Regions from separate parts of the Homo sapiens genome. Here regions 1 and 3 are each linked to region 2. A link is an interaction called in ENCODE POLR2A ChIA-PET data of the cell type or tissue named here. Cell type or tissue: MCF 10A. All regions are shown on one strand.

Region 1 (8,000 bases), 110 kb after region 2:
GTTCAAGGTCCAAAGTTCCTATCACAATTTACAAAAAGCCTCCAAAAAACCTTGAAAAGCTTACGCCAGGAGGCCATTTTTACCTGACCCGAAACTATCGAAAAGGCCTCAATTTTCAAGGAGATCTGAGAAAATGGATGGGCCTGAGTTTTTCTAGTTATTTTTAAACCCATCCAACAAACACCCCTGTATCACAACATGGGCGCTGGCTGAGGATGAGTCCGCATCCTTTAAGGCCCAGGAGATTGCCTGCTGACCACCTCCTACATTAGGAAGTCAGAGGCTAAGGTGGACCCACACTCCATTGCAGAGACTGTTGAGTCTCTGAAAAAGTGAGTGTCCAGGAAGAGAGACAAAAAGAAACAAGTAGGTAAAGCTGCTTCTTTTCTTCCACATGCTCACTGCACATTGTTGTTGAGGATGCAGGGATCCACCTAAAGAAAGAAACAGACTATTTCAGTTCAGGTAAGAACAAAAAGAACAAACCAGTTTAGCAATCCGTCTAAGTCAACTTCTTATAGAAAGCTTAGGACAAATTTAACAGTAAAGATGACAATCCTCACCTCAGTATAAGTCGGTGGTGGCATGAACTTGAACTCAGGGGCATACATAAAGATAGGGCTGTCTTGAGAGCCATCCATGTCATCTAGCAGAGGAGTGGTTGGGCTCTCCAATCGGTGATCTTCAGGAATGACATCCATATAGCAGGGAGGAGCTAGAAAAGAAAATATGGCCACATAAGAATCCTGCCCAAGAAATGCTGGACCATCACAATTTTACAAACCCAGGTAGACCAGAAACAAAGAAAAGACATTAGGTCTGGCTCACCTTCTGGGGTATCAGGGATGTTCAGATCTACCCAACTCATCTCAGAGCTGGTTCGGCTGGCCATGCTGGATGTTCTGCTGCTTAGACCTGATCTGCTGCCAATTACCAGGGGCAGGTCAAGGATGACCTTCTTGGATCCAGGAACGCTAACATAGATCTAGAAAGGAAGATGGCAGTTTATTACACCAGAGGTCTGGAGAAACAAGACAGCTGTGGTAACAGATGAACAATTTCTCTGCTGAAGCCACCCTGCATCTACCCACCAGTAAGGAATATTCAACTCGAAGGATGTTGCAGCCCAGGATAGAAGGCCTGATCTTCTGAACCCGAAGGCTCTTGCCACGCCATGATGCGCATGTCCCTGAGATAATATGATTGCCTCTGACTGATGACAACTTCTGAGTCAGCACCTTGGTCTGGCCATTGGCAAGGTAAGTGTGGCGGGCCACAATGGCAGCTTTGGGGACCACAATTCGGGAACATGTATTCTCAAAGTCAGCATGGATGGAAATCTCATCACCTAGCAATGAGAAAGATGAAAACTTACTGATACTCAGTATAGTTAATGACACTTCCTCTACCCCAGTCCCATGCCCTTGCCCCTAAACCCAGTTCCTGTTTTAACTGCCATAAGCACTAGGATTTTACCTTCACAGAATCCTTTTCTGTCAATTCGAGCAGAGACAGACACCCGCCCATCAGGAATGAACATGCAGGAAACTTTCTTTTCTTTTTTAGCAGACACAGGTGCCTATATAGAAGGGGATAAAAAGGTGTTTTGAGATGCTTCAATCTAATGCCCAAGACGTCTGATTTATCATCCTCATGACCCAGGAGAATAGAATCTTTAAAATGGATCTCACCATTAAATCAGGGGTATTGACATCCACCAGATCCACTACTTCAAAGTTTTTCTTTGTCTCTTGAGTTGGCTGGCTCGGGCGGTCAAGAAAAGCCTTCACCCAGTAGTCTACACACCCATATTTTCCTTTGAAGGATGTTCCCAGAGGCCTGTGTCAAGAAAATGAAAATTTTAAAACGCTCTCCAAGAACAGTAAGTGATCAAAGGAGGGCAAGATATTTTAGACAGAAAAGTTCAAAGATGCATTTAGCTGATATTTACCCCTGAGGAAGCTCAAAGCCGAACTTGTACTCATATTTGTTTCCAGGTCTCATGATCACCATCTCATTCTCACCTGAAGGGAAAGAAAATCGAGTAGCCATTAGGCTTGCTGTTACACTTAAAATGCATCTGTGTGATAAGGAATGCTTGGGTGGCATGCAAGGTATTGAAGTACCCCCAATTTCATCCCATATATATATTTTTTAATCCATCCCATATTGTTCTTAAAGAGAAATTCTGATGTATTTTGTCGGGCAGCAAGTTGCCAAGCCCTGCAATACTGAAAGATTCACCCAGGACAGTTCTCTACTAACATCTCAAATAGGAAGTAGACAAAGAATAAGCAACTTATGCACACATAAGACTTTAACTACCCGAGGCAACGCCCCTCAGGATCCCCTTTAGGACACAGCACCATAAAAAATTGTACAAATCACCCTTTTTTTTGGGGGGGGAGGAGAATGTCTGCAAATTAAAACAGAAAAAAGGAAGCAACAACACGTAATTCAAACCACTCAAACTGAGCAACTTAAAACATTTCGTACAGGTTTTGTGTATTCAATTCTCTTCTCTAATCAGCTTTCACCCTCCAACAATGAATTGGGCCGCTTACCTGTTGGCTGGTCTTCCAGAAGAAGCGTGTCTTCATAGCGCAGGTACTCCGAAGTCTGTTTGCACTGCTGGGATCCCTGCATCCAAAGCACTTTAGCCACTCCGCAAGCCAGGATCCTAACGGCTTTGACACGAGTAACTTCACACACCTCCACTATCACCCGGCCAGCCACCTTCTCGCCACTGCCGTACACCTTTTCAGGGTCGTTAAAGACCACCTCAAAAGACTTGATCTTCTTGAACATCACCATGATGGAACTGAGTTGGTTTTAAGAGTTAGAAATGACGGTGGAAGAAAAAAAAAGCTCCAAATCGAGGAAACCCCTTTGCAAAAAATTATTTCACTTTAAGGAATTAAGGTATTCTTAAGCAGTTTGAGCTTAAAAATAAAATAAGATTTAAACAAATGAATATTAACTACTAGGTTTTCGAAAAGGCGCCTAAAAAATATACGCCGCTGGTTACACTAAGCTAATTCAGAGAAAAAGCCTTCTTTCCCCCAATTGCTGGAGAAAAGATCCGATCTCCACAAGCACTCCTTTGGAGAAAAAGAGGGGTTAGTTTCAAGCAGGAGGCGGAAACGTCTCTATATAGTAGCCCGGGCCAGAAGAGCCACGCGAGCGCTGGCCCGGAGGCTCGTGCTGCCCTCGTGCACATCCCTCCCATTGGCTGCCCGGTCCTTGTTTACCAGGAGCCCGACCAATCAGTGAGATCGCTGTGGCGCGTGGACACGGTGTGCTCCTGGCTGGGAAAATGGTTGTTGCGCTCTGGAGCGGCGCAGGGAGGGGGGAAGGAGAGGAAGGAGAGGAAGGAGGGGAAGGAGGGGGCTGTTGAGCGTCTTCTCCCGGGTCCAGTGGAAGGAGGATCCCACTGACCCTAAAACCTAGCCAGGGCGACAGGCCATCGGAGGGCGGGTGTGGACGTTTCTGGTCTGAGAGCGGTGTTTTGAGGTAAAAGGAAAATGTGCTTATGAGGGAATTTCATGCCTAGTCTTAGCCAGTGCAGTTACTTTAGAGCCTGTCGTTATTCCTGGCTCATAAATAGCAAGTGTGTGAAAATCCCATAGCTCCAAGAATACTTTCAGGTTTGGGGCTGTGGAGCGCAGAATGCTTGGTGTTACTGTTCAGGAACAGCCCTTTGTCCTTCTCTTGCCCCGCATCCCTATTAAGTATAAAAAACACCACCGTCTCTGAGGGAAAGGAGAACTTTCAGGCCTCATTGTGTGTGTAGGACCGATGTCTTCTCCTTCCCGTTCCAATCCCTTGGGGCTAGGGCTGGGGGCTGCGTGCCTGTGCTGTTCGTCACCCACCCCCAGCTTGTACCCTCTCTTCTGTTCTCTCTGTTCTGTGGAACGGAAATAGGAGGGGCGTGTTTACATCCTGTTGCTTATCCTGTCATCTCTTCAATTTCTACCTGCAAAGTTGGGGAACACTTTGTCTGTGTTCCCCATTTACCTCATTACCTCTTTAGTGAGGTGTGTCCAGGCGCTCATTATCTCCCACTTCCTACCTGCTTCTGGAGGAAAAGGAAAAGCGGGAAAAAAAGGATGCTTCACTCTTTTCACTTTTTTCCAGTTATGTTCACTCTTTCTTGTCTCCATCCCCTCTTCCAACTCACTAAATCAAATGTACATCCATAAATCTGGTTAAAAGTGAGAAAGTCCTCTTGTTTATATCCAAATTTTCAGTGGAGAGATGGCCACACACCTGTTTGAAGGAACAATTTTAAAAACTATTTTCAAAGGTTTTTCCCTAAACGGTTTAGAAAACAGTAAGAAGGAAAAGAGAAGAAAGATCGGTCAACAGAGCACTATAAATTCAAGCCAGAAGAGACCCTACCCTCTCTCTTCATTCTTTGTTGGTTTCGTTTGGCCAGCTGTCAGATGGATTTTCCCCTGCTGGCTGTGAGATGCTTTAGGAGCTGAGTACTGAGAACTTACTCTTAAATGTAATAGGAAAAACCTGTATGCAAAAGTGCAGGGATTCTTCCTCCTTTTATTTGATTCATAGACCCTTCCTATATCTGTGCTGGGGTATCAGAAGATTATTATTTAATTCCTTGTGCTGGAAAGAGGAAGATAATGTCCCAAGATTGAGATGGGGAGGTAATTAAGAAGCATTCAAGTATATTGAAACCCTACCCAATCAGCAAAAAAAAAACAATATTCATTGCTGTTAAAGAGCCTTCTTCCTTCCTCAGACAGCCTAGCTGGATTGACACTCTAAGGCTAACGAGAGTTACAACTCAACCCCAATATTAAGCAAGCTCAAGAATAGGCATCATGAGTCTCTTCGAAAACACACACATGCATTAAACCCCAGGAACATGTTGATCCTTAGGGTGTGTTTGAGGCGGCACCCTGTTCTAGAAACTTAACCAGCTAGGCTTGAGGTGTTTTCAGTTGGTTAACAATATTGATTGAGTTACTGGGAGCAGAGGAGGTGGAACTCTGACTGAAGTAATTTTTTTTTTAAGGTGGAATCTTGCTCTGTTGCCTAGGCTGGAGTGCAGTGGCCTGACCCCAGCTCACTGCAACCTCTGCCTCCTGGGTTAGAGCGATTCTCCGCCTCAGCCTCCTGAGTACCTGGCATTACAGGCATGCATCACCACGCCCAGCTAATTTTTGTATTTTTAGTAGAGATGGGGTTTCACCATGTTGCCCAAGATGGTCTTGAACTCCTCCTGACCTCAGGTGATCCACCCGCCTTGGCCTCCCAAAGTGCTGGGATTACAGGCGTGAGCCACCGTGCCTGGCCTGACTGAAGTAATTTTAAAAGTTCAAAATTGTGGCTTCTGGGAGAACGTTTAGTTTGATGGGTATGAAAGTGTAACTATCAAACATCAAAATGCTGACAAATATATGAATCAATATTGTTAACTACATAGTCAATATTGTTAAATATTGTTAAATCTTAACTACATACATTTTGAGGGAATAGGAAAGATGGTGGCTAGTGATGGATCAGGGTGGTGGTAATATGGGACATCTTAAGACATCCAACTCTCAACCAGGTTGGAATGCAGTGTCACTTGGCTCACTGAAACCTCCACATCCCAGGCTCAAGTGATTCTCCCACCTCAGCCTCCCGAGTAGCCGGGACTACAGATGTGCTCCACCACGCCTAGGTAATTTTTGTATTTTTGGTAGAGATGGGGTTTCACCATGTTGGCCAGGCTGGTCTCAAACTCCTGCTCAAGCAGTCCGCCTACCTGGCCTCCCAAAGTGCTGGGATTATAGGCACCCTTTTCCCTTTCAATTTATTTGATATTTATGTGGGCACATCTCTGAAGTACTGAATTGCTGAGTTTTAAAAAATCCTATGACAATTCTCTCGTTCTAAGTTTCTCTTCTGGGCTCTGGTTTCCTTGTATCTTCCCATTTGCAGAGCTCACTACAGACTACGTTGCTCTGTGTTATGCCTGGGTTCCTTTAAATGCCAAAAAATTATTTAGCTTTGGCAGCAGCTGCTGCCTACCAGGCCTGTAGCCAAGGCATGTTCTGAAGTGGAGTCCTCCTGGACACGGTTGTTTACGACCTTTCACCTTGTAACCTGGTATTCTGATAAAAACCTGCCCCGATTCTCCTTTCCCAGTTCTTGGGTCTAAGAAGAAAGAAATTTTGTAAACTCTTGTCCTAAAATCAGGGTATAAAAACACTTGTGAGGTTTGGGAAAAGGGGTGGGCCAAGGAGGAACAGCAAAGTAGGGCACAGTCAAAGAGTTTTGCAAGTTGGATCATCTTTATCTGCCCCTTCTCTACCCTCTTCAGTCCCAGTGCCAACAGGAAACCAAGTGGTGATTGTTGTTTGTTTGCTTTACTGCAGGTGACAGAATAAAGCCAGCAGTTTCAGGGAGGGAAGTGCCCTCAGCACTTTGTTGCCAGTCAGAGACAAGACACTGATTGCATTTCTCTTTTCTTTAACCTCTGGCCTGACAAACATTTAGAACATGAAGACTCATAGTTCTTAATGCAGAACAAAGCCCTTTCTTGGTCCTTTTAATCACTTCTCTCACCTCTACTCTGTAAACTTCCCTTTTACCCTTACCCATTTTCCTTTCTCTCTCTCTTTTTTTTTCCACATAGGGTCTCACTCTCAACCAGGTTGGAATGCAGTGTCACTTGGCTCACTGAAACCTCCGCATCCCAGGCTCAAGTGATTCTCCCACCTCAGCCTCCCGAGTAGCTGGGACTACAGATGTGCTCCACCACGCCTAGGTAATTTTTGTATTTTTGGTAGAGATGGGGTTTCACCATGTTGGCCAGGCTGGTCTCAAACTCCTGCTCAAGCAGTCCGCCTACCTCGGCCTCCCAAAGTGCTGGGATTATAGGCACCCTTTTCCCTTTCAATTTTTTCCCTAAGGAATTTAGAGGCAAATTAAGAGTTTGAAGACTGCCCCAAGTCATAGATCAATAAGAATAAATTAACAATTGTAAGCCAGGTGTGGTGGCTCATGCCTGTAATCCCAGCACTTTGGGAGGCTGAAATGGGAAGATCACTTGAGGCCAGGAATTCAAGAAGATCACCCTGGGCATTGTAGTGAGACCCCATCTCTCTTTAAAAAAAAAAAAAAAGGCTGGGCGCGGTGGCTCACGCCTGTAATCCCAGCACTTTGGGAGGCTGAGGCAGGCAAATCACGAGGTCAGGAGATTGAGACCATCCTGGCTAACACAGTGAAACCCCGTCTCTACTAAAAATACAAAAAATTAGCCGGGTGTGGTGGCAGGCGCCTATAGTCCCAGCTACTCGGGAGGCTGAGGCAGGAGAATGGCGTGAACCTGGGAGGTGGAGCTTGCAGTGAGCCGAGATCTCGCCACTGCACTCCAGCCTGGGCGACAAAGTGAGACTCCATCTCAAAAAAAAAAAAAGAATTGTATAGCATGTTAGAGTTCCAAGTGACTTTTTAAGTAATTGCCATTTATTGAGCACCTATAATGAACCAAGTCTTTTATATAATTATGTCAGTGATAATTATCTGTCATCTGTCATGTTGTTCTAGAAAGTATTTGAGGTTGGCCGGGCGCGGTGGCTCACGCTTGTAATCCCAGCACTTTGGGAGGCCGAGGCGGGCGGATCACGAGGTCAGGAGATCGAGACCATCCTGGCTAACACGGTGAAACCCCGTCTCTACTAAAAATACAAAAAAAATTAGCCGGGCGTGATGGTGGGCGCCTGTAGTTCCAGTTACTCGGGAGGCTGAGGCAGGAGAATGGCGTGAACCCGGGAGGCGGAGTTTGCAGTGAGCCGAGATTGCGCCACTGCACTCCCGCCTGGGCGACAGAGCGAGACTCCGTCTCAAAAAAAAAAAAAAAGAAAGTATTTGAGGTTAGATTGTTTCATTTAATTCTCTCAATAACCTTGTGACTCGGTGTTGGTTCAGTCAGGCTCAGAAGTGAAGTAATTTGCCTGAGGTCACAGATTTTGTAAGTAGAGCAAGAT
Region 2 (8,000 bases):
CCCAAAGTGCTGGGATTACAGGCGTGAGCCACTATGCCTGGCCTTGTTTTTTTTGTTTTGAGACAGGGTCTCGCTGTCACCCAGGCTGGAGTGTGATAGCATGATCGGGGCTCACTGCAGCAGCCTTGACTTCTTAAGCTCAAGGGATCCTCCCACTTCAGCCTCCTGAGTAGCTGGGACTATAGGTGCACATCACCATGCCCAGCTAATTTTCATATATTTGGTAGAGATGGGGTTTCACCATGTTGCCCAGACTGGTTTTGAACTCCTGGGCTCAAGCGATTCTCCTCACCTCAACTCCCAGAGCACCAGGCCTCAAACTGTTCTAATTTACAATTCCCTTTGCAGCTGGTGATTAATCCTCCCAAGAATGCCTCCTGTCACATTTGATCCCTGCGGTGGAAAAGTTAAATATTAAATTTGAACTCAATTGAACGTGGACAGAAACAATGGTCACCAAGTCCCAGAACAGGTTGTGTGAGCCCCTTGAGGTGTTCGTCCAGCACTGTTTTGGAGAAATCTCTATTTCAATCTATTCCTACACGTTAGTTATTGAAAAACAATAGACAATTGCAAAAATAAGTTGAATGTTTTGTGTTCCTTGAGCCCAGTCGCCAAGGGCCCCGTGACTGGGCCTCATGCCAAACAACTCGTTACAAAAAGAGCTAGGGTCCCAGACTGCGCCAAAACTTCATGAGACCTCTCCTCGTCTGTGCATGGATGAGTGGCCAACTCTGGAGCCCAGGCTGTTGCTTCTCAGTCTGGTGGTGAATCCTCTATAGTCTTATGAGTGCGGTGTTCAACTCTGGAACCCAGGCTGTTGCTTTCCAGTCTGGTGGTAAATCCTCCATAGTCTGGTGAATGTAAACATCTTTTCCCTTCTCCCCTTCCCATTGCAATTTGCTTATTATATCAATCTGTTTATTATATCATTTGCTTACTTATTATATAATTTGCTTATTATATTAATTTGCTTGTACCATTTGCTTATTATATCTCCATTGCCATTTACATGGGATAAAGCTTGTTTACCCTTAAAGGTATTGTGTGTGTCTCTTCTTCTCCCCTTGTGCGTTTCCTGCACAGAACAACCCCGCAGCCAAATTTCTTTTTTCTATAAAGTTTTCCCTTACAACCCCGCCACCCCCACCGCCCAACAAAGTATGCCTCTTGTATGACATACTCCTAGTGCTTGTTGATATATAGCAACCACCTCTTTGCATTTGCCATTTTTTTTTGTTTTTGAGATAGTGTCTCACTCTGTCACCCAGGCTGCAGCGCAATGGCGTGATGTCGGCTCACTGTAACCTCCACTTCCTGGGCTCGTGCCATCCTCCCACCTCAGCCTCCCAAGTAGATGGGACTACAGGTGCGTACCACCATGCCCAGCTAATTGTTTCTGTATTTTTGGTAAAGACAGGGTTTCACATGTTGTCCAAGATGGTCTCGAACTCCTGAACTCAAGTGATCCACCTGCCACGACCTCCCAAAGTCCTGGGATCACAGGTGTGAGCCACTGCGTCCAGGCTGTATTTGCCACTATTTGTTTACATGTTTGTTTCTGCTACTGGACTGGACTCTTTGATGGTAGTTGTGTTTTATATTATTGCCATTGTCAAGCACATATTACGTGCTTGATATCTGATGAATAAATGAATGAAAAAAATTAATGAAGAAGCAAAGGAGCAACAACAAGGAAAGGAAGGAACAATACACAGTTGCTTCTTAAACTAATACTATTGCAAAGAAAGGGGTAACAAGATTGGGTTTAGAGAAAGCCCCAGTCTGGAGCTGACGATGGATAGGAGGGGAATCTCTAGTTGGAAAAATATATTAAAAGTGCTCTCTTAATCATATGGATAAAGAATTACATGAGGTCAGGGAGCAGGGAGGGATAGCATTAGGAGATATACCTAATGTAAATGATGAGTTAATGGGTGCAGCACACCAACACGGCACATGTATACATATGTAACAAACCTGCATGTTGTGCACACATACCCTAGAACTTGAAGTAAAATAAAATAAATAAATAAATAAAAGAAATTAATCCTAAAAAAAAAAAAAAAAGAATTACATGAGGTCAGTCACAGTGGCTCACACCTATAATCCCAGCATGTGGAAAGGCCAAGACGGGAGGATTGCTTGAGGCCAGGAGTTGGAGACCAGCCTAGGCAACATAGTGAGACCCCCTCTCTAAAAAAAATTTAAATATATATATATGTATACACACACAAACACACACACATATATATGTGTGTATATGTATATATGTGTGAGCATTAGATGAACCAGTACTCAAGGAAACCTACCTCCATTTGGGGGCTGACTGAGGGTAAAGAGGAGAGGAGAGTCTGTCAACATAATCTGGTTGCGGTCTCAGCCCTAGAAACTGTGTGCTCCATAAAGGCTGATCAAGTTACAGCCTGTATGAAGTGCACTGAGGGTCACAATGGAAACCCTTTCCTGTCACAAAACAACTCAGCAGGTTGACACAGAATGGTGTTCATGCCAAATAGGCCAGACAGGCCACAATTCTCAGGGTTAGGCAATAGAGGCAGAGACTCGGTCTCTAGAAGGCCATTGCTTAAGTGCACGTGTTCTCTCAGGATAATGGAAAAACTCTGGGTGTCTCAAGAGGAGCCTAGAAGATACCTGCTTAATGGAATCAAATAGATTTGATCTCTACCATTAGAACCTTAAATTCTTCAGCTAATTATCACCTTAGAGGGCTCAAAGAGCTTATTTCAAAAGGGATGAGGCAGGCCAGGCACAGTGGCTCATACCTGTAATCCCAGCACTTTGGGAGGCTGAGGCAGGCAGATCACGTGAATCAGGAGTTCAAGATCAGCCTGGTCAACATGGTGAAACCCTGTCTCTACTAAATATCCAAAAATTAGCTGGGCATGGTGGTGCACACCTGTAGTCCCAACTACTCAGGAGGCTGAGGCAGGAGAATTGCTTGGACCCAGGAGGCAGAGGTTGCAGTGAGCTGAGATCGTGCCACTGCACTCCAGCCTGGGCGACAGGGCGAGACTCTGTCTCAAAAAAAAAAAAAAAAAAAAAAAAAAAGATGAGGCATAGGACAAGATTTAGTGGATGAGACAACAGCACGTAGAAACACATCTTCACAATCTGGGAGATGGGTCAGAGAGCAGGAACACCACCACCTGGTGCTCCAGTATACTTTCTCCCTTAATCCTCACAAGGCATGATATGGTAGATTATTTTATGACAAAATAGTTTTATAATAATAGTTACCATTTACTGAGCATTTACTAAATGCTCACTTTTCTTGGATTATTTCATTTTGTCTTCATGACCCTAATAGGTTTAAAGATGAGAAAGCCAAGACTTAGAGAAGTTAAGTCTGTCCTAGGTCAAACAGACTTTTTAAGTTGTGTAGCCTAGATTTAAACCCAAATCTGCCTTCATTGTTAACCACTGTAATACACAGCCTTTTATTATCTGAGCCTCAAGGAAGTTATGATTTGCTGAAGGCCATACAGCTAATAAATGGCAGATAGGATTTCAATCTAAACCTCTGTGCTTCCCAGACCTTTATACTTTCTGGTCACTTAAGCAGGTGAGAATTACAGGAGGCTAGAATACATCTCCTGTGGGAAAGCCACAGAAAACATTTAAAATACTTCTTAACTTTGCCTTCCAGGGACTCCACTCTGTAAAATCCCAGGCAAAACAAGTATCTACCTCTCACTATTACTGAGCAGTCTATATCCTAGGGAATACATATAGAGCCAAAAGTCATTTGACACTGAACTTTATTTGTTCTGACCATCTGATATACTGTCCACCCCACTGGGAAACAGAGACAATGCCCATGAGGGTGGGCCTCTGCAGAAGGCCAGAGACATGCCAAAATAAATACTGTGGTCAGGCCTCAGGAACAGCCTGGGAGGACAGGTTCTGTGACTGCTAGTCAACCACCCAATCAGGTCTTCTCTCTTCTCAGCTCTTAATGAGTGCTGATTCTTCAAAAGGCTCCCAGAGCTGCACTCTGGAGACCAATAACTGACTTCGATATCTCAAGTCTTGATTACAAAGAAATATAAGTTACCCAGTTGTCTATGAGAATCCAACTGCCTTTACTGTCCATGACCCAAATATGGAGTGGGTTGGGGAGGGATCAGAGATAGAAATTAACCTGGAGATTTCCAGTAAGCATCAAGCAAGGGCTGGCAAACTGATTCCACCAGAGAAACCCTGCAAAATATGACCAGGGTTCTAGGGTTGCCCCAGAAACATTTTCCTAGGAGCTATTTGTGCTACATAACCAGTGCTGAGCAAGTAAGGGCTTGCTCCCCAGAGCCCCATGCCACCCATGTAGGTTTCTTAATGCAGACTCCACACTTTTAGATCCCATGGGGCTGCTGCTTCCCAAAGCTGGTAAAGTGAAAGCATTTCCCATCATCAAGTAGCAGTACTCTCTCTCCTGTCTGCTTTCTAAGCAGGCCCCAAGGAGGGCTCAAGAGTGAGTATAAGACTTGAGAGAAGTAGAGAAAATACTGCCTAGGTACACCCAGTCCTCCCTGCTATTCCAGCTCCAGCCACCTGAGGGCTCCTGGCTTCAGAAAATCAGGCACCAGGCCCTGGCTTTGCTCCCAGAAAAGGCTTGGAATCAGGAAGCCTATGCCCAGCGAGCCTGGGGGCAGCTCTGTTTCACCAACACCTGAGGGCGGTCGAGTGCACTACAGGTCTCAGGTTTCAGGGGGGATGGCAGTTGCCTGTCTAAAGGCTTCTCTGTTCCTTGGAATTGTACAGAATGTCTCTTGTGGCTTTTCCTCCTCCCTCCTTTTTTCCTGTTGACTCTCCCCATCCGGCTCTATGAATCACCAGAGTCCACAGGAAAGCAGCAGATGTTGACTTTACTCCTTTCAAGCCAACGTCAGCTCCCTCCTGTGGAGTGGGGAACAGGCAGGAAAGTGAGAGGGTGGAAGAATCGAGGAAGATAACCCTCATCCTTTCCAAACTGTGAGGGAAGATAAAGAGGGAATCTGAAAGGAGTCAGGCACCTAGGCAAAAAAATTATTGATTCCTGGGGATAAAAGGACCCCAAACAAAAGCCCCAGTGTTGGCTATGGAACCAGGATCACGAGGAGGAGGGAAGCAGAGGGTGGGAGCATGGCTAGTTTTGGTGCCAGCTCTTCTTGTCTGAGGTAAAGCCTCATCTCTAGCCAGCAGCATCCCTAGGACTCAAAAGTCAAGTCAGGCTGCTGGTCTGGGGAGATAGTCCAGAGGCGGCTTCTTGTCCCATCTGAGCCCCCAAACCTCTGCTTTTATGCAAGTCTCTTGAAGAAGCTGCCAGGGAGGACTTTCTAGACCCTTATTCTACATTCATTGCTCCAACTTCTCTTCTCTTTTTTCTTCCTCAGGGATTTTCTTATGGGCAAAGAAGCCAAGCTGTAGAAGAAAAGATAAGCGTCACTGCCAAATGCCTAGACTGGGAACCTTGCCAGTAGCTCTCAGACTTATCTGAGGTCTTCACTTTTGTTCTGTTTCCAAAAATGGAATTCAAATTTATTTTATTTGGCTTAGAATAATTTAACCAACATTTGTGGGGTACAGTGAAGGAGATCTGGGCATGACATCCACAGCCTGGTTAGCTGCCCAGCACAAATCCTGTTCTCTCTGCTATAATCAAGGATCCCTCAACTCATGGGCATCATGCTCCACACTCCCCACTAAAGCAGTGCTTACCTTCCACAGGCAGAAGACAAGGAGAGCAAGCAGGAGCAACCCTCCCAGGACACTGCCTATGAGGATCCACAGGGAGATGAGGATAGGCCGGGTCTGAACCACCTCCAAGAGGCTCTGCGTGGACAGAAGAGTAGTTTTCTACATGCATCCTATAACCCAGCTAGCCTCACCCCACATTATATCAAAGCCAGCCCCCAAATAGAATAAATAACCTCCTGCTACTTAAAGGAAAGAAACTGAGGCAGGAATGGCGGCAGTGGAACACTAGGATCCTGCTGCCTGATGGAGATGCCTTCGTTCTGAAAAAGCCCACGGGTGGCCCTACCACATACCCATCATCATTATTTTCACAGCTCTCAGACTCGGTCTCCAGCCCTACCTCACTCCAACGGGAGGCTTCAGTCAGCTGTAGGACACTGCCCTCTTCGGTTCCCAGCTCAAAGGTGCTGACCACCGTCAGGGACTTGAACTTGGCCTATGGAACAAGTGGATAGGAAGACATTTAAAATGAGCCATTATCAGGTGATATAGTTCTTTGGAATCCCAACAGCAAAGTTGAGGCTGAGAGGCATAATGTTGAGGGCTCTCAAGACCAGAAGAAAAGGCTGAAGACCAATGGGAAAAGAGAGGAAGGGTAATAGATGGAAAACCCCTGGTCACATCTGCTGCTGCTGTTTGTTTTCCAAGGACAATCAATACATCTGGTGCTTTACCTGAAATGCATTCTACTCCTCTTTCCTTTGGCTGACCTCTACCCCTCCTTTAGATTGAAGTTTAGATGTCATCCCCTCTGGGATTTAGGGAAATCATTCCTCCTAACCCCCACCAACACTGGTGTTTACTTCTGTTTTTCACTCCTGAACTATAAGATCCTCTAGGTTAAAGGCTGTGCCTTACTAACCTTTGTGTCCTTAGTGCCTACTAGATAGCAGAGTACCAAGTATGTAGTGGTTTCTTTTTTTTTTTTTTGAGATGGAGTCTCGCTCTGTCACCCAGGCTGGAGTGCAGTGGCGTGATCTCGGCTCACTGCAAACTCCATCTCTCGGGTTAATGCCATTCTCCTGCCTCAACCTCCCAAGTAGCTGGGACTATAGGCGCCTGCCACCACACCTGGCTAATTTTTTTATTTTTAATAGAGACAGGGTTTCACCGTGTTAGCCAGGATGGTCTCGATCTCCTGATCTCATGATCTGCCCACCTTGGCCTCCCAAAGTGCAGGGATTACAGGCGTGAGCCACCGCGCCCGGCCATGTAGTGGTTTCTTAATAAATCTTTGTTGAAAGCATGAATAGACTAGTGAAAAAAAGATACCAAAGAAGGACAGAGACTTGGAGAAGGGTGGTTTATTGGACTTAACTTCCCTAAAACATATGATGACATCCCAGGGATCTTGTGTTATTCCAGGTAGATATGGGAAAGCACAACATTGACCTTAGTGCCAAACAGCCATTACAATTAAGATGCCATTTCCCTGCCCAGGAGGAACTCACACTGACTCCTCACTACCTGTCATATTAAGTTCAGTTTCTCCCTGGCTTCAGAGGCCTTTCGTAATCTAGATCCCTCTCACCTATACAATCTTACTTCCCACCACTCCCCAGTACAAATCCTGCATGTAATATCAATAATTCATTCATTTAGCAAAAATATGTTAAGCGCCTACAATGAGTTAGGCATGAGGCTAAATGTTGGAGATATTCTCAGTGTCAACCTAATACAGGGCCTTTTACGTAATAGGAACGTGATGGATTCTTAACTGATTAAATTTAGGTATCCTGCAAATGTTGATTGATACAGCACTAAGGAATGGTCAGGAAAAAAAAAAGTAATGGTCAGTGGAGGAAAATACAAGGATAATAACTAGCTTCCACTGAGTGTTCACCATATGTCCAGCTCATTATTCATTTATTCTTTATAACAACCCCATGAAATTGGTATTATCTTCCCATTTTAGAGATTAGGAAAAAGAGGCTTAGAGAGATGAAATAACTTGCTCATGGTCAAATAGCTAGTAAGAGGCAAAAGTGAAACTTGAACGTGGGTCTGTCTACCTCCAAAACCTATGCTAAAGTTCCAGAAAGGAGCAGAAGTGGGGAGTACTAGAAAAGGAAAGGCTTACTCTTCGGAAAAATTCATTGTGAACCAGCCTCAATAGTCCAACAGAGACCTCAGTCCCCTTTGCCAGCTGCCCAAGGTGGCACCTCACCACCTGACACTGAGTATTGCTCCCATTCTAACAGAAGAGACAGAGAGAGACAGATCAGGACTCTGGGGTAGAAACA
Region 3 (8,000 bases), 150 kb after region 2:
AGGATCTCCTAGTGTTACTCGCATGACGTCTTTTATGTTCCTTAAGGAAAAGTTCCTGGTTGTTTTTGGCAAAGACGTAGCTGGGTCTCTACTTTTCTAATGTTCACAATTTCGGAAATCACTGCAACTACAAGGAGGTGAGCTTCCTCTCTGTCTCACCCTCTTCTCTCCGGACATTGGTCTCTGGTCTTGGGGACTGTAATCACGTGTACACGATGCTCCCTAGGCTCTGAGAGCCGGGCTGGAGAATTCTTTCACAATGTTTTCTACTGCAGGAAAGAAGTACCGGGAAGAAGCCCCAACATAGGAAAGGCCCAGTATGCAAGAATCTCAGAATCTAGGCAGTGAAAAATAATATGAAAAAGAATAAGTGGAAATAAACTTTTAGTTAGAATAATGTAATTTTTTTTTTTTTTTTGAGGAAGGCTCTGGCCCTGTCATCAAGTTGGAGTGCAGTGGCACGATCACGGCTCGCTGCAACCTCCGCCTACCAGGCTCAAGCGATCCGGCCTCTCGGGTAGATGGGACTACAGGCAAGCGCCACCACGCCCGGCTAATTTTTTTGTGCTTTTGATAGAGCCCGGGTTTGCCACTTTGCCCAGGCTGGTCTCGAACTAGGAGCTCCAGCAATCTGGCCACTTTGGCTTCAGTGTTTAGCAGTTACAGGCACGAACCGCAGCACTTAGTAGAATCATATAGCTGCAACCGGGAAGGGTTAGCAGCTTCCCTGGTGGTCTAGTGGTTAGGATTCGGCGCTCTCACCGCCGCGGCCCGGGTTCGATTCCCGGTCAGGGAAAGAGTAACATCTTCTTTTACTGCTTTCTCTCAGGATCTTTTAAATAAACGTTATCTGCTAGTCAATCTTCCCCATCCCACTGAAAACTGAAATACAGAAAATGTAGAAAAACACAAATAAAGAAATCGCTCACCATTCTATCACCCGAAGACCACTCAATATCTAGGTTTTGAAACAAAGTGGAAGTATGCTATAATACTATTTTATCACCAGCTGTTTTTGTTGTTGTTGAGACGGAGTTTCGCTGTCGTTGCCCCAGGCTGGAGTGCAGTGGCGCGATCTCGGCTCACTGCAACCTCCGCCTCCCGGGTTCAAGCGATTCTCCTGCCTCAGCCTCCCAAGTAGCTGGGATTACAGGCCTGCGCTACCACGCCCGGCTAATTTTGTATTTGTAGTAGAGACGGGGTTCACCATATTGGTGAGGCCGGTCTCGAACTCCTGACCTCAGGTGATCCACCCGCCTCTGCCTTACCAAAGTGACGGGATTATAGGCGTGAGCTACCATGCTCGGCCAACACCAGCTATTTTTAAGGTTAACAATGTATTTCTAACACTTTGCAGTGGAAATAAATATCCTTCAGTAACGTATTTTCTTTCAATTTAATTACTGGATTTTCGAAAAGGTAATATATTTACATGGTTTAGGATTCAAATATACAAAAGGGCAGAACTGATAAACCTTTCACCTCTACCATTTATTTTCTCTCTAATGAAGTAACCGCTGTTAAGTTTCTTCATGATGTTAGAGATGTTTTATGCAAATGCAAGTACATGCATATATACATACGTATATATATTTAAACATTCTCTCCCCCTTGTACAAATGGAAGTAATCTATACACACTTTCTGCACTTTGCCTTTTCCATTTAACAGTATATTTTGGAAGTACTTACAGATTAGACATGAAGAACTTCCTCATTCTTTCTTCTGGCACATAGCATTCCGTTGTATGGATTTTCCATAATTAGTTTAGCCAGCTTCCTATTATAGACACTTAGGTTATTTCTAGCCCTTTGCTCTTTGGAAAAAAAAATGCTGTCATATACGGTCTTGTACATATGTAATTTTGCGCATGTGTGGAATAAATGTCCAGGAAACTAGAATTGACTTTTCTTAAAGCTGTGAAACAAGATACTACTACAGAATTTTTAATAGGAGAAATTCCAGAGAGCTTCCTTTTAATTTTCCTCTTGTAGGTTTTTCCTGCAGTCTAAATTGCTTAGCCTAGAAATAAACGGGAAGACAAACCTGATTATTTAGTTCTGATACTCTAAAGGAATCAAGCGTATTTCAGATGCGTTGGTGGTATAGTGGTGAGCATAGCTGCCTTCCAAGCAGTTGACCCGGGTTCGATTCCCGGCCAACGCAGTGTCAGTTTTTCTCTTCAGCTTTTTAGACTGAGTAGGCCTGGAAACCGAGCAAAGTAGGGAACACAGGAAAAGAGTTTTGACCACTTTTGTGTCCTAGGTCTGCACCAGTATGGTCTGTCCCTCCCACAGTAAACATCTGTATTTTGGTAACTGCACGTGCGCGCCTAGCCCGTCTGATGGGTTCGGCCGCTGGCGTCCAAACAATAACTCTCCTAGGGGTCTAGGGAAGTTAACAATAACTCTCCTAGGGGTCTAAGGAAGTGTCTGAAATAGAGGCTGGTTGGATTTGTTTTTCTGAATCGGCAGAGGTGGCTCTGATATATTTATGAGTCAAGATGAGGAAGTCAGCACAAGCTCCCACAATGCCAGAGAGTACACAGCGCTTCTTGTACCTGTGAGGGAAGCAAGAAATTAAGACGGGGCTCTCATCCCCTCCCCAGCTCACTAGCTCCGTTTTTCTTCCGGTTCCACCATTCTGGGAAGAGAAACCTCAATTCCGTGGTACAGGCTGCAGATGTAATTTGAAAAATCCTTCGAGGCTGCCCCTCTCATCCCTGGGCGAAGCAGCTTGATTCCTTGGAGGGGGAAGAGGGAAATGGAGGCAGAGAGGTGAGAGGAGAGAGGCGAGAGGCGGCGTGGTCCCGGGTTGCAGCTGACGCTTTCTGCCCTCTAGTCAGGACCTTGGCCCGCCGCCGCCCAGCGGAGCGGGTGGTGCTATCGCTGGCATCGAGGGATTTAGAGTCTAAGAAACTGATTCAGGTGTCGGAGCTTCAAGGTTGCAGAGTGAAAAAGTTTGGAATTGATTGATGCGGACGTCAGGGACTGGCCAAATAAAAGTAGCACGAAATAGCCATTCCTATTTCAAGAGGCATTAAATCCAGCTGTAGCGCGCCGCCTGGTTAGTGGCTCGCCGTGATCGTATAGTGGTTAGTACTCTGCGTTGTGGCCGCAGCAACCTCGGTTCGAATCCGAGTCACGGCAGGTGGTTCTAACTTGCTGGGGTGGCGGTTTTTTTTTTTTTTAATTAACACTTTTAAAAGAGTGACACATGCTTGTAATTCTGCCTTCGCTTAAGGCATCCCCGCGGAAGTGCAGTCCACAGATTCGGTGAATAACAATAGCTCCAGGCCGACGTGGTGGCTCGCGCCATTACGTAATCCCAGCAGCTTTGGGAAGTCTCGGAGGCGGGAGAATCCCTGGAGCCCAGGAGTTCGCGACCAGCTTGAGACGCCTCCCCACAATGTCAGAATTTTTTTTTTTTTTTTTTTTTTGAGACAGAGTCTTGCTCTGTCGCCCAGGCTGGAGTGCAGTGGCGCGATCTCGGCTCACTGCAACCCCCGCCTCCCGGGTTCAAGCAATTCTCCTGCCTCAGCCTCCTGAGTAGCTGGGATTACAGGCGCCCGCCACCACGCCCAGCTAATTTTTGTATCTTTAGTAGAGACGAGGTTTCACTATGTTGGTCAGGCTGGTCTCGAACCCCTGACCTCGTGATCCACCCGCCTCGGCCTCCCAAAGTGCTGGGATTACAGGCTTGAGCCATCGCCCCCGGCCAGAAAAAGAATTTTTAAGATGGTGGCGGGCGCTTTTGGTCCCAGCTACTTAGGGAGGGTGAAGTGGGAGCATCGCTTGAGCCCGGGAAGTAGAGGCTGCAATGAACTATGATCGCGCCACTGCACTCCAGCCTGGGCGACAGAGCGGGACCCTGTCTCAAACAACAATAGTTCCAGTTGGCTCACACTGCGGCTCGCCCACCAAGGTGCTAAGCAGCCCAGGCGGGAAGCTTTAGAGCGATATGGAGGCCCACGGAGCTGGGACCACGGTTGTTCTTTTGGCCTTCACTTGAGCAGAGGAGAGAACCCTTCCCTTGTGACTCTGGAACTCAGTGCCTCTTCCAGGATGGAGAATTAAAATGCTTTGCAGAGAGGTCTTTGCGCCTCTCATCTGAGTTTCCTTGGGCTCTTTCGCACCCTCCTCTGAAGTGGGTGAGGAGGTTCCCTCAGTGGAAGGAATGTGCGGAAAACACTAAGGTTTCAGGCAGGACTCGTGATTCCCGAGTCCTCCGCGAGACTTCCTGGCTCTCTGCAGCCCCCATCGCTCTCTAAACCCCGAATTCCTTCATGGCAAAAAGCTATTATGAAAAGGCTACTGCCGTGTCCACCAGTCCTAGGTCCTGAAACTTCTTTCACACGCAATAATATGCAATTAGATCATACAACCGCTCCGTCAGTGGAAAATGATTCCATATAAGAAGACGCCAGTAATCAGTGCCCGGCTAGCTCAGTCGGTAGAGCATGAGACTCTTAATCTCAGGGTCGTGGGTTCGAGCCCCACGTTGGGCGCTGTGTTTTTATTTAACCCTCTCGCTTAGCTACCATGGAAACATGAACTTCTAAATCGCCACAGCGGCTACTGTCCTTTTACGGTAACTGATTCCAGAAATCATCTCCATTCACCCCAAATTCATCAAGAAAAGAGGAATCTGGGCCGGGCGCGGTGGCTCACGCCTGTAATCCCAGTACTTTGGGAGGCCGAGGTGGGCGGATCACCTGAGGTCAGGAGTTCGAGACCAGCCTCAACACGGAGAAACCCCTTCTCTACTAAAAATACAAAATTAGCCGGGCGTGGAGGTGCATGCCTGTAATCTCAGCTACTCGGGAGGCTGAGGCAGGAGAATTGCTTGAACCTGGAAGACGGAGGTTGCGGTGAGCCGAGATCACGCCATTGCACTCGGTCTCAAAAAAAAGAAAAAAAAAAGAAAAGAGGAATCTGGGGATTCTAGTGTCTGTAGTGACCACATACTTCGAATCCACGATGGGCTTCTCAACTGGGCGAAGGCAGACAAGCTGAGCAGCTCTGAGAAGAGTCCAAAATCGCTCCGACACTGCTCCAGGGAGAACAGCCTTAGGACGGCTCCAGAGGGAAATACTGGTTCTCTTCTTGTTGGTGGGAAATTTTGAATGGGGTTTTGAAAGGCCTTTGTAGTGAGTTAAAATATTCTCAGCTAGGTGTTAGGGAGCATCTGTTTGCTTTTTAGGTTTTGAAGCCTTCATCAGCCGCAAAGGGCTGTAAAATACAACCATTTTAGGAAGGTCAGGAAAAAGAGGAGAGGGCTCTAGAAAAGAAGTTGAGGAGGCGGAGGAGAGAAGCGGAAGAGCAAAGAAAAGGAGGAGCAAAGACGAACGGGTAGGGCAGCGAGTAGGGAGTTAACAGTTGCAGTCTTATTTGATGAATATAGGCTGCCACTCCAGAGTGCTGGGTCCACTACTTTGAATTAGTTATTGATCCACCGGAGAACTTTTTTCTGTTCCCGAAAGCCTGGAGTTGTTTGCCTTACATTTGTTCCTGCTAAATTAGCTTTAACTGTTGCTTTTGCTGGCGTAGGTTAAGTTGGTTTGCCAGGTGGGTGGAAGCCAAGATTGGCACCATTCAAGAGACATTCTTTTTTTTTTTTTTTTTTTTTTTTGAGACAGAGTCTCGCTCTGTCACCCAGGCTGGAGTGCAGTGCCCCGATCTCGGCTCACTGCAACCTCCGCCTCCCGGGTTCAAGCGATTCTCCCTCCTCAGCCTCCCGAGTAGCTGGGGATTACAGGCGACCGCCATCAAGCCCAGCTAATTTTTGTATTTTTAGTAGAGACAGGGTTTCACCATGTTGGCCAGGCTGGTCTCGAACCCCTGAACTCAGGTGATCTGCCCGCCTTGGCCTCCTAAAATGCTGGGATTACAGGCATGAGCCACCGCTCCCGGCCTGAACATTCCTTTTCAACTCCTCCTACAGATCTTCCACCTCCTTTCCCTAAGGATCATTTACCAGTACTTTTTATTTTTTAAGAGTGTAAATATGCTTTAGTCTCACTTACATATAGTCCACCAACCATCTCCAAAATGACCAGTTATTCTCAAAGTGTGGTCCCAGGACAATCATCTTCAGTATCACCTGGAAACTTGAGATAAACGCAAACTATTGAGTGCCACCTTAGACCTATGGAATCAGAAACCCCGAGGGTGGCCCCAACAATCTGTTACTTAACAAGCTCTCTAGGGAGTTTGGAATGTTCAAGTTTGGGAACCACTGCATTAGGGCAGCCTCCTTCCCTATTAACCGAGGGTGTATCATATTCTTGGATAGGAGACTCAACATCATAAAGACAGCACCTCTCCTTTACTTGGTGTCTGAATTTAACATGATTTTCATAAAACTGTCCAAAGAATTTTTTCTTTTTTATTCAAACTAGACAATATGATTATAAAGTTCAAAAGGAAAATACCAAGGAGAAATATCCAAGGAATTCTTTCTTTTTTTTTTTAGAGACAGTATCTCGCTCTGTCACCCAAGATGGAGGGCAGTATCATGATCTTGGCTCACTGCAACCTCCACCTCCCTCAGGCTCAGCTGATCCTCCTACCTTAGCCTCCCAAGTAGCTGGGTCTACAGGCGCTTGCCATCATGCTTGGCTGATTTTTTAACTTTTTGTAGAGATGAGGGCTCACTGTATTGCCTAGGGTGGTCCCAAACTCCTGGACTCAAGCGATATGCCCACCTCAGCCTCCCAAAGTGTTGGGATTACAGGCCTGAGCCACTGTGCCCAAACTAATGGTAAATTTTCCTAAAGTTTATGTTGGAGAGGGTTTTTTTTTTTTTTTTTTTTTTTTTTTGAGACAGAGTCTCGCATTTTCGCCCAGGCTGGAGTGTAGTGGCAGATCTCGGCTCACTGCAAGCTCCGCCTCCAGGGTTCACGCCATTTTCCTTCCTCAGCCTCCCGAGTAGCTGGGACTACAGGCGCCCGCCACCACGCCCTGCTAATTTTTGTATTGTCAGTAGAGACGGGGTTTCAGTGTGTTAGTCAGGATAGTCTCGATCTTCTGACCTTGTGATCCGCTCGCCTTGGCCTCCCAAAGTGCTGGGATTACAGGCTTCAGCCACCGCGCCCGGCGGGAAGGTTAATATACCTTGTGAATGGAGGATAAGTTGGTACAAGTTCTACAGGGTGCCTTATGACAATATCTATAAAAGTAAAAAAACTTTTTTTCTTGGAGACTGAATCTCTGTCGCCCAGGCTGGAGTGCAGTGGCACAATCTTGGCTCCCTACAACCTTCGCCTCCCAGATTCAAGTGATTCTCCCACCTCAGTCTCTCCAGTAGTTGGGACCACATGTGCGCACCACCACCCCCGACTAATTTTTTTGTATTTTTAGTAGAGATGGGGTTTTACCATATTGGCCAGGCTGTTCTCAAACTCGTGATCCACCCACTTTGGCCTCCCAAAGTCCTGGGATTATAGGTGTGAGCCATCACGCCTGACCAAAAAAAATTTTAAAAAATTTTTCTTTTAAACTTTGTGTCATGGCCGGGCGCGGTGGCTCACGCCTGTAATCCCAGCACTTTGTGAGGCCGAGGCAGGCGGATCACTGAGGTCAGGAGTTCGAGACCAGCCTGACCAACATGGAGAAACCCTGTCTCTACTAAAAATACAAAATTAGCCAGGCGTGGTGGCACATGCCTGTAATCCTAGCTACTAGGGAAGCTCAGGCAGGAGAATAGCTTGAACCTGGGAGGCGGAGGTTGCGGTGAGCTGAGATTGCACCATTGCACTCCAGCCTGGGCAATAAGAGCGAAACTCCGTCTCAAAAAAAAAGAAAAAGAAAAAAATGTTGGTTATATTTTCCAGCTTCTCTCATCAAGAGAGTCTATTTCTCCTCTGTTTGAATCTGGGATTGGCTATGTGACTTGCTTTGGGCAAATGTTGGTGCCTTCACAAAATAATAACTTATTGTTATTCTAAGTCAATAAGCTTGGGATGGTTTATTATGCAGCAAAAGTATATCAAAAGGGTGA

What was found. Peaks named below come from ENCODE experiments on the same cell type or tissue, not always from the same donor. Only the 100,000 strongest peaks of a DNase experiment are listed, where the experiment ranks them.
Region 1: POLR2A ChIA-PET joins it to region 2 with 54 read pairs; 12 of 35 experiments call an interaction of 5 or more read pairs at or near these places.
Region 3: POLR2A ChIA-PET joins it to region 2 with 23 read pairs; 9 of 35 experiments call an interaction of 5 or more read pairs at or near these places.

What each region holds. Positions count from the first base shown.
Region 1 is chr1:145,993,453-146,001,452 of GRCh38, forward strand. TXNIP (thioredoxin interacting protein) reads right to left here and starts at 3,127. Exons shown (of 8, transcript NM_006472.6): 1 at 2,565-3,127; 2 at 1,952-2,024; 3 at 1,692-1,839; 4 at 1,477-1,579; 5 at 1,092-1,348; 6 at 829-985; 7 at 564-715; 8 at 1-434. The coding sequence starts at 2,814. The coding sequence ends at 399. RefSeq lists an enhancer at 1,157-1,206. In MCF 10A, no CTCF peak of the experiment used is centred here; DNase peaks (open chromatin) are centred at 3,249, 4,879 and 7,959.
Region 2 is chr1:145,887,443-145,895,442 of GRCh38, forward strand. ITGA10 (integrin subunit alpha 10) reads right to left here. Exons shown (of 30, transcript NM_003637.5): 27 at 7,838-7,951; 28 at 6,098-6,193; 29 at 5,719-5,832; 30 at 3,766-5,421. The coding sequence ends at 5,356. ANKRD35-DT (ANKRD35 divergent transcript) reads left to right here. Exons shown (of 3, transcript XR_001737758.2): 3 at 349-1,039. Among named protein-coding and RNA genes, the nearest start is that of ANKRD35-DT, 5.3 kb to the left of the region's middle. In MCF 10A, a CTCF peak has its summit at 4,579 (motif pointing right); DNase peaks (open chromatin) are centred at 3,909, 4,739 and 5,459.
Region 3 is chr1:146,034,968-146,042,967 of GRCh38, forward strand. TRE-CTC1-1 (tRNA-Glu (anticodon CTC) 1-1) reads left to right here and starts at 725; the gene lies at 725-796. It overlaps TRG-TCC2-1 (tRNA-Gly (anticodon TCC) 2-1), which reads left to right and starts at 2,094; the gene lies at 2,094-2,165. TRH-GTG1-1 (tRNA-His (anticodon GTG) 1-1) reads left to right here and starts at 3,077; the gene lies at 3,077-3,148. TRK-CTT2-1 (tRNA-Lys (anticodon CTT) 2-1) reads left to right here and starts at 4,434; the gene lies at 4,434-4,506. RefSeq lists silencers at 607-846, 2,065-2,254, 2,995-3,194, 4,415-4,584, 4,967-5,132 and enhancers at 2,495-2,544, 3,900-4,566, 4,095-4,204. In MCF 10A, a CTCF peak has its summit at 4,164; DNase peaks (open chromatin) are centred at 714, 2,154, 3,194, 4,364 and 3 weaker places.